2 separate regions of the Homo sapiens genome follow, and region 1 is linked to region 2. A link is a contact called in ENCODE Hi-C data. All regions are on one chromosome and are shown on one strand. Each heading gives the region's core, a stretch centred on a gene start or an enhancer-like site at or near the end of the contact. The rest is flanking DNA. Distances are from core to core; before and after follow the strand shown.

Evidence for each region. Hi-C counts contacts between places; a loop is a spot of excess contacts on that map. Pooled maps may share reads with other maps.
Region 1: a loop to region 2 is called in a map of CD8-positive, alpha-beta T cell, with 7 times the contacts of the local background. The contact joins the promoter of CCDC14 here to the promoter of POLQ in region 2. A Hi-C loop is called at or near these places in 2 of 168 maps with a recorded cell type or tissue (CD8-positive, alpha-beta T cell and naive thymus-derived CD4-positive, alpha-beta T cell) and 8 of 50 pooled maps.

The regions. Positions count from the first base shown.
Region 1 is chr3:123,959,853-123,965,083 of GRCh38, reverse strand. It overlaps CCDC14 (coiled-coil domain containing 14), which reads left to right and starts at 3,855. Exons shown (of 13, transcript NM_001366335.1): 1 at 3,855-3,940. The coding sequence starts at 3,911. RefSeq lists a silencer at 3,537-3,847.
Region 2 is chr3:121,544,286-121,549,358 of GRCh38, reverse strand. It overlaps POLQ (DNA polymerase theta), which reads left to right and starts at 3,371. Exons shown (of 30, transcript NM_199420.4): 1 at 3,371-3,644; 2 at 4,453-4,632. The coding sequence starts at 3,482. RefSeq lists enhancers at 495-654, 3,223-3,517, 3,409-3,638.

The DNA of each region.
Region 1 (5,231 bases), core at 2,606-5,105, 2.4 Mb before region 2:
GCCAATTGGCAAAGTCATTGGTCCAATGTGCTGAATTATGAAAGACTGGATAGACAAGCAGAGTTGTGTATCCATGATACTAGAGGCACTAAACCTCCGGACCAAGCTCAAAGGGCTAGTCCTGGACAATCCTGAGCCTTGGACATTCAAGTAGCTGTCAGCCCCAGTGCACCAAAGCAGTCCAAACAATGGCTGATTCATTGGTTTATTCAACAAATAATTAAGAAATTCCTACAAGTGCAAGGGATTGTGCTAGGCACTGGGGATACTGCTTTGAACAAGGTGAGGTCCCTGCTTTCATAGAGATTAAATTCTACTTAGGAAGACAGATATTACATAACTAAACACAAGTTTATAATTGTGAGAAACGATGCTACTACATAGTAGCATGAGGCACACAGTTAGTTTGCAGGGGCAGGATAGAGAGGCTTTCTTGAGGAAGTAATTTGAGAACAAGTTCGGAAGCCACAGGCAACTCGGAAAGGTGTATCTGCAGCCCACAGGTCTTTGCCACGCTCCAGACTCAACTATCCAGTAGCTAACTTGACATCTTTTCTTGGATGACTCCAAAGTACTCCCTAATTTAATAAATCCAAAAATGACTTTCCTGGTTTGCATTTTTTTCATAATAAAATGTTGGAGAGAAATGAATTCACAAGCTTCCTTCCTAAATGTGGATCTCTCCCACCACCTGCCAAGATACAAAACCCAGAAACCAGGGTCAACAAATACCTTCCCCTTGCCTGACTTTCCAACTCTTATCACCAAGTGCTCTCCATTTTACCTCCTATGCATCTCTCAAATATGTCCTCTTCACCTTCCCTCACCACCACCTCCCTTAGGTCCCCTCATCCCCTCCCAGCTACCAACATATTTCATCTGGACTTCCTATCAGTCTGGTCCTCACAGGGAACAGAAGACAATCTAGATTTTTGAGGACAATTAAAAGGTTTACGGCCGGGCGCGGTGGCTCACACCTGTAATCCCAGCACTTTGGGAGGCTGAGGCGGGCGGATCACGAGGTCAGGAGATGGAGACCATCTTGGCTAACATGGTGAAACCCCGCCTCTATTAAAAATACAAAAAATTAGCCGGGCGTGGTGGCAGGCGCCTGTAGTCCCAGCTACTCGGGAGGCTGAGGCAGGAGAATGGCGTGAACCCAGGAGGCGGAGCTTGCAGTGAGCCTACACAGCACCACTGCAGTCCGGCCTGGGCGAAAGAGCGAGACTCTGTCTCAAAAAACAAAACAAAACAAACAGAAAAAGGTTTACATAATGGACAAGGAAAACAACAAGGGAGTTGAGGCACCCAGGGACTAGCAAACCATTATCACCCCTAAGACTGAAAAGACAAAGGGAAGGACATGTTTTATTAGAGTGTGAGAGGACTGGAGCTCCAGGGGCTCCCCTGATGATGCAGAGGGCCAGTGCATCAGCCAAACGGTGCTGAGAGAGCAGGAATATCCCATTCTCTCCCTCTTCTATTGACTAAACAGAACCTGAAGCTGGAGGGCATGTCTGACTGATGTCAGTCCAAGGGGAGGACAGAGAATGGATGCAGGAGGAGAGAACTTGCTCACACCCATACTTGCCTTTCCCCCAAGCACCCTCTATGCTAGTGATCAGCAAACTTCTTCTGTAAAGGCCCAGATAGTAAATATCTTAGGCTTGGCCGGCTAGACGGTCTCTATCACAAATACTCAACTTTGGCAGTTGTAGCACAGATAATGTGTAAACACATTAGCGTGACTGTGTTCCAATAAAACTTTGTAACACTGAGATGATTTTCAGGTAACTTTTCACATCACACAATATAATTCTTTTGACTTAAAAAAAACTACCTGAAAATGTAAAAACTGTTCTCAGGCTACATCCAAGAATGGCAGACTGAATTTTGCCAGGGACTGTAGATTTCAGATTCCTGCTCTACACTACAGCCATTGATCTTTGTAAAACCCCAGTCAGTTCACTGTGTCCCCTGCTTGAACTTTTATGTATTCCCAATGGCCTTAGGATAATAAGCCAAATCATGTAGTCTATGAGGACTGCATAGTCTGGCCCTACATATATTTCCATCCCCACTGTCTATACTTCAGCAGCAAGGAACTCTCTGGGTTTCTCTTTCTCAACATCATGCTGTCTCCACATCTTTAGAATACTCTGCTCTCCACTCTCTATCTAGTTCATTTGCAGATCTCAGCTCACTGCAACATTATTTATAATAGCAAACAACAAAATGAAACGGGGTGGGGGCATAACATTCCCAACACTAGGGAAGTGAATCATGGAACACCAGGCAGCCATTTTATAATTGTAGACTAATGAGAAACAATGTTGATTAGATATTAAGAGAAAACACGCATGTTACAGTAATACCTATTATTTCATATTGTCGTAATACATTTATACATATATATGTAGGTGGAAAAAATCTTGAAGGGAATGCACCAAGCTGTTCAAAGTGATAACTCATGGGTAATGGGGTTATGGGTGGTCTTTTCCTTTTTGCTTATCTATATTTTCTAAAATAAACATGTATTAAGAAAAATCAATATGAATTCAAAAAATATCAACTTAACTAAAAAAAACCCCTTAATTTCAGGTGAATATGTCAGCAAGTTATGAAGTTATGTGAGGGCTGGGGAAGGAAAGGAGAGGTTTTCACAGTTTGATCTAATTCAAAACTAAATCTGTGAAATACTCATTTCCTAAAATCACTCAGGATAAGTGTGTGATATTTTGGTGGACATATTTTAGTTCCTGGGCTTTGACATTAATTGTAACAGACTTTTAAAGCGTAGCTCTTTTCTCCATTAAAAAGAAATGAGGCCGGGCATGGTGGCTCACCACTGTAATTCCAGCACTTTGGAGGCCAAGGCGGGCGGATCACCTGAGGTCAGGAGTGTGAGACCAGCCTGGCCAACAGGGTGAAACCCTGTCTCTACTAAAAATACAAAAATTAGCCGCGTGTGGTGGCACGCACCTGTAATCCCAGCTCTTCAGGAGGCTGAGGCAGGAGAATCGCTGGAACCCAGGAGGCAGAGGTTGCAGTGAGCTGAGATTGCGCCACTGCACTCCTGCCTGGGTGACAGTTGAAATGGAATAAACTGAGTTATCTCTCTTCAACTTGATTTAAATCATTAACCCAAAACTCAATGCCTTAAAAACCAATGACTAAAATCCTCATTAAAATGAGTGCACATGCCAATACTAAGAATGTTGTGTCATTTTTCATCAAAAGTAATTACCTCAACATAAGAGGAGACAAGTACGCATGGAAGTAAACCCAAAATCCCAACTAATGAACACCGTTCTGAGATCAGTGGCCACAGGGAATAATTCTGCAATTTCCATCACACGCAAAGGTAACAACCCCGAGGTCTTATTTTTATAGAATATCAAGAACAAAATCTTCCAAAAGGCACACGATGCCAAACTAAAAATAAAGAGCGAAAACCCAAAAAGTCGCGCTCAATTCCTTCTGAAACCTATTCGCCTCCTACCCCTGTCCCATCCTCTGGCGCTGGCGGGTCCTCGTCCCCGTTTTCCCCACCGCAAGTCCTGGAACCTCCGCTTAACTCTTTTCTCGGCGGCTCCGCCCCGGCCCCGCCCCAGCCATGCCTTGGCCCCGCCCCGTTCGCCGTTTATTGGCTTCTCCCAACCCCTGCCGGTGGGTGACAAGCCGGGAAGCTTGGAGGGGTCTATTGCGTACGCCCAAGGCGCTGGGCCTGGAGCAGGAGAAAGGGAGTGGAGGCGCGTCGGAGACTATGAAGCGCGGCATTCGGCGGGATCCTTTCCGGAAGCGGAAGCTCGGCGGGCGGGCCAAGAAGGTCCGGGAGCCCACGGCGGTTAATTCTTTTTACCGTGAGGCTTCACTTCCCTCGGTCTGGGCTTCTCTGAGGCGGCGAGAGATGGTCAGGTCTGGAGCTCGACCGGGCCAGGTGAGGGCTGAGGACCTGAGGAGTCCGCTGTGGGGATGGAGAGGGACAGGGGGGTTTTCGGGCCAGGAACTTGTAAAACTCTGCTCGAAAAAAGACAAAGACAATGCGGCGACATTAAAGTGCTGGGACAGAGGTGCAGGGAACACCTAATCTTCCCGTCGTAACACGGCCGCTCGGTCTCTAGATGTTTCTGTTTAAATCGTCGTAGCCCTAGTCTAGAGCGCCGGCTTTGGGGTCAGGCCCGGGTTCGAGTCCCAGCCTTCGCCGCTGCGTCGAGTGACTTAACCTCTCCTAGCTTCAGTCACCTGCAGATTGAGAGTCTACTACTTTTTACTGCTCAGAACTTCCTATTCCTTAGCTGCAAAATAGGCAGAAATAAGCATAAAATCCTGTCTCAAAGAATTGAGAAGGTTAAATAAGAGAACCCGGTAAAAACATCGATCACACAGTTGTTGTAGACATACAACAAAATTTAGTTCCCTTTAAAACACGTAGTTTGCCACCATCTTAATGATAACAGCAGCCAACATTTAGATAGGACTTATGTGGCAGATGCTACTGTAAGTGCTTTTATGTATTACATAGAATAACTCATTTAATAGTCACGATATCCTTATGAGGTAAGTACTATTATCCCTATTTTATATATGAGGAAATCGAGGGCTGGAGGATTCAAATAACTTGGCAGTTACACAGCTGTGGAAACAAGATTCAGACTCACAAAACTGATGCCAGAGTCCATTCTTCTTTTAAACATTTTACCTAGTAGATGTATGACTTTGAACAAACCACTTTTCTGAAATTTAGGTTCCCACCTCACAAATAATAACTCACAGGGTATGGATTAAGTGAAAATGAAAGACCTTAGCACACTGTAAGTCATTCTACAAAGGCAGTATTATCTTGTACTTGTTGGTAGGAGATATGACTACTAAGAAATGCTTATATGATTCTCAAATAGCAAAATTAAAAGTTTAATGATAATAACCTCGTAGAAGTAAGTGTAAAATAAAGCAAACTGATTCTCCTGTATTGTGATTAGGACACTCCTTTTGGAGAGCAGCTTTGCAGTTTGTATCAAGGGTTATTAAATTGCTAATAACCTTTCACCAAATAATTTTCTTTTTAATCCTAAATATAAAAAGGCTGTTTTCAGTAGATAGAAAGGCTTATTCCAGGTTTGTTTTTTTAATTGTGAAAAATATGAAGCAAACCAAGACCATTATTATATTACTTCCACTGAAGGAAATATTATACAACCATTAAAAATTTATGAATATGAAAAAGATTT
Region 2 (5,073 bases), core at 2,122-4,621:
ACTCTGGGTATCTAGCATAATTCTACTACTTACATATTTTTTAAAAAGCCAAAGATTAAATTTAAAGTGATCCACAATTGGTATGTCTCCCAGGTAACTGGCAGAAGTATGTGTAAATTTTATTTGGAGGGGTTTGCTCAGACCTTGAAGAATTTTTTTTTTTTTTTGAGACTGAGTCTTGCTCTATCACCCAGGCTGGAGTGCAATGGTGTTGTAGCAGGATGAGCTGCAGACAAAACTTCTCAGACACCGAGTTGTAGAAGGAAGGGCTTTATTCAGCTGGGAGTATCAGTGAGCTACTATCTCAAAATCCAAGCTCCCCAAATGCACAGTTTCTGTCCTTTTTAAGGGCTCACGACACTAAAGTTTTCGTACGAAAGGATCGTGGTTGACTGAGCAGTCTAGGGGATACGTAACAGGGGTTTCATGCACTGGTATTCAGAAAGAAACAGAACAGGGCAAGGAGTTTCACGATGTTCTTCTATACAATGTGTGGAATCTATGAATAACATCAGTTTCTAAGTTATGAGTTGATTTTTAACTACTGGGTTGAGGCCTGGCAGGCCCAGGCCTGGTTTCGGGCGTGGCGCCGGGCTGCTGGTCTTTGGTTTTACTTCCTTGTTTTTTTTTTTTTTTTTAAAAAAAACAAGTACTGAGTATAATACAATATAAAACAATATGAGAGGGTCTCTCTCTTCCCAATATGAGAGGGTCTCTCTCTTCCCTCAGTGTGATCCTGGCTCACTGCAACCTCTACCTCCTAGATTCAAGCCATTCTCCTGCCTTAGCCTTCCAAGTAGCTGGGACCACAGGTGCACCACTAGGCCTGGCTAATTTTTGTATTTTTAGTAGAGATGGGGTTTCACCATGTTGGCCAGGCTGGTCTCGAACTCCTAACCTCAAATGATTCGGCCTGCCTTGGCCTCCCAAAGTGCTGGGATTACAGGTGTGAGCCACTGCACCCTGCCTCCTTGAGGAATTATCACAGACAAAATTCCAAGGAACACGAGTTTAGACACAATACAGATGGAAAATGCTTCTGGTATTTTAATATTAGTTATTATGATAACTGTTAGCATAAACATCTTTAATATTTTTGAGAAATAGCCTTCTATTCTCCATTTTCAGAGTTTTTCTGAAAAAATTAGAAATGTTGAACATTTAAAATAAATTATATATTTTAAAATATTCTCTAGGCTTTTGGTAGGATGACATAAAACTTTCAATTCCTTTCTAATTATTTTTCTGATTTGATCATAGTTCACCTAATAATAAAAACAGAATAGCTTTGTAAGAGATTTTTCTAGTTTAGCCTTTTCCCAGCAAAATGCTGAATTTAAATTGGGGGCTATATTAGAACATCTAAATATTTTCTCTGAATAGTATTTATTATGTGCCGGCACTATTCTAAGTACTTTACACATATTGACTTACTCAGTCCTCAAAATAACCAAATAGGTTGTTACAATTATTATCTCTATCATACAGATGAGGACATGGAGGCACAAAAGGGTTACGCTGTAATCCCAGCACTTTGGGAGGCGGAGGTGGACGGGTCATTTGAGGTCAGGAGTTCGAGACCAGCTTGACCAACATGGTGAAACCCTGTCTGTACTAAAAATACAAAAATTAGCCAGGTGTGGTGGTGCAGGCCTGTAATCCCAGCTACTTGGGAGGCTGAGGCAGGAGAAACGCTTGAACCTGGGAGGCAGAGGTTGCAGTCAGCAGAGATCAAGCCACTGCACTCCAGCCTGGGCGACAGAGTGGGACACTCCGTCTCAAAACAAACAAACAAACAAAAAATGGGTTAAGCAAGTTGCCCAAGATCTCACAGCTACTAAGTTTCAAACCTAGACTGACTGACTCCAGAGTTGCACTGTTAACCCTTAAGTTACACTGCATCTGAGAAAGTTCTTTCTTGGCTGCAATCTAGGGGTCTCTCTCTCTTTTTTTTTTTTTTCTTTTTTTGAGACGGAGTCTTTCTTTGTCGCACAGGTTGGAGTGCAGTGGTGCGATCTCGGCTCACTACAACCACCGCCTCCCAGGTTCAAGCAATTCTCCCGCCTCAGCCTCCAGAGTAGCTGGGATTACAGGCACCCGCCATCATACCCGGCTAATTTTTTGTATTTTTGTAGAGACGGGGTTTCACCATGTTGGCCAGGCTGGTCTAGAGCTCCTGACCTCAGGTGATGCACTCATCTCGGCCTCCCAAAGTGCTGGGATTACAGGCGTGAGCCACCACGGCCGGCGAGATCTCTTTTATTTCTTTAATAGTACTCTTCATTTCTGCCCAAGCATATGGCACACTTCATTAACTGACTTGTTTAATGTCTGCCTTATTCTCTAGACTCTTTCTCTTTGAGAGCAGGAACCATTTTATGCCATTTCACTGCCATTTACCCAGTGGCTAGCTTACAGTAGATACTCAGTAAATAGTTGTTGATTGCGTAAAAGGCCAAGAGAAAAATGTTTCATTCACGGAGTAATGTCGCCATCTCGTGGAACTTTAGAATATTGTCATTTAAATCAAAAAAATGTTTTCACGGAAGGAATTGATGGTTCGAATGCTATTTTCCAGATTGTATTCGAGTGTTTTTTTTTTTTTTAATTGGACTGGACCTTTTGAGATTTTTAGTGCTCTAGAACTGCACAGCCTCTTCAGGTCAGGCTTAGGGCCTACTAGTTTTGCTTGGTGAAATGAATTATGCAACTAGGTAATGAATGGTCACCGTTTTACGTTCAGAACTCGTTCGCTTCTACCTTTACAAAAGGGACAACACAGATGCATTACTAAGCTCTTGGCTCATAACGATCCCTGGGGTATATTCAGAGCCCCTTCCTCGCGGCGTTCATATAGTGTCTCAGGGGTCTGTCAGCCAGCAATCCCCAATTCCTCATTACATATTCCTCACAATGCATGCTGGCTAAAATGGAAATTGTGTTCAGAAATAGCCCTGCCCTACCATCATATACTAGGAGAAAGGAGGAAATTATGCTCTATTAGAAACCCTAGGCTATCTTGCATAATGCTTCTCAATCTGAAATAATTTTTTACAGAATACCAATACGTTAAGAAGAGCTACTTCCCTGATCTACCTATTATGGGCAGCCCATTTTATGAAGTTAGCATGGCCTTCCTATTCAAACCAGAAATGGACAAAAGGAGAAGGAAGGCTTTTAGGTCAGTATGGTTATAACTGTAGATTCTGTATTCTTCCTCTTTAATCTATCTCTCATATTAACCAACCAGGAGGTTGGAGGCCGGAAGTCTTAGACGCCAGCGAGAGCCGCTCCTTCCCCACGAGTCTATGGCTTTCGGGTTACTTAAGCCACGGAGAACTCTATGGTTCCGGGGCGGGCCGGGAGGTTTGAGTTTGAAGACTGGCGGGAAGATGTCCGCAGCTGTTGCCAGGCCAGGGTTCTCCCGAGAGGGAGGACGCTGGGACTGTGGCTTGCCCTGATCGGCCGAGAAGAGTTTGCCATGAATCTTCTGCGTCGGAGTGGGAAACGGCGGCGTTCAGAATCAGGCTCAGATTCGTTCTCGGGAAGCGGCGGTGACAGCAGTGCCAGCCCCCAGTTCCTCTCCGGGTCCGTGCTGAGCCCGCCGCCCGGCCTTGGTCGCTGCCTGAAGGCCGCAGCTGCAGGTGCTCCAGGAACCCGGGAGGCCGCGGGCAACGGGGGCAGCTCCGCCGGGCCATGGGTCGGGAGGTGTCCTCACCCCACGGGACTTGCTTCGTTGCATACCCCATTGGGCTTCTACTCCCCTTCTCTGTGACTGGGGCCTGGTGTGGCAGGTCACTTTCTGTTCAGACATACGCGTGTTTTCAGTGATCGCCTGGTATTAATGTTCACGTGGCTTCTGGATCTTTCGACCTTTAGAGAAACAACTTCCTAGTTAGCTTCATCCCATCATCTGTTGGGCGGCTCGTTCCTGGTAGTACCCAGTACTCCTTACAGACCCTTAAGACAGGATTGTTGGGCCTGGAGTACGGCACAGGCTGTTCGGCGTCCAGGGGAAGGCTGGAAGGGATTCGTAATGAGATTGGTTGGGTGTCCCGTGGATGTCGACCCAGTTTTTTAAAATCGTTAGTTGTGCAGTCGTCATGGAACTAAAACTTACTATAAATAGAAACTCACCTAACTTAGCTTTGTAATGCTTGCATATTGCCCTCCTCCCCCAACTACACCCGTAATTCCAACACTCTTTATCTACTGTGTATTGCACGCTTTTTTGTTCGTTTGAGGCTTTTAAGGAATTTTTATTATATGCAGTAAATAACAATTTATTACTTTTCTATACATGGTCAATTTCTCATAAGATTCTTGAAGTCAGGATGTGCTTTAAAGAGCTTCATTTCAACACATAGGAATTCCAACACACGGTGAAGGGCTAACTGTAAAACTCATATATTAGAAGTAAATTAAATTTTAATTTTTTCTTTTTCCTAAAAGGAGAATGCAAGCCTACAGTTCCTGACTACGAAAGAGACAAGCTACTATTGGCAAACTGGGGACTTCCTAAAGCAGTTCTGGAAAAATACCACAGTTTTGGTGTAAAAAAGATGTTTGAATGGCAGGCAGAGTGCCTTTTGCTTGGACAAGTCCTGGAAGGAAAGAATTTAGTTTATTCAGGTATCCAAATTTATGTAAACTAATTACTATTTTTAAGATATGAATGTAAAGAATACTCTATTGAGGTAGTTGTGGTTCGTTTAAAAGGTGAATGAGGCAGTGCTTTATAACTAGAGAAAATCGTACAATATGTGTGAAAAGTGGAGTTTTATTTATATTTAAATTACAAAAGTTTTATTGTTTGACTGGGGTGGAGGGAAGCAAGAAAAATGACAATTTAAAGAGTGGGCAATTCTGCCTGCCATTATTCTCAACAAACATATATCCCAGTGAGTGTGCAATGGGAGATGTAAATCTGCCCTTCCCCTGTTTGATCCTGGTTGCTTTTCAGGGTATGAGCATTATCATTACATGTTTGTTAATTTACCTTTTTTTTTTCTTGAGATAGAGTTTGTCTCCAGGCTGGAGTGCAGTGGCGCTATGTGGGCTTACTGCAACTTC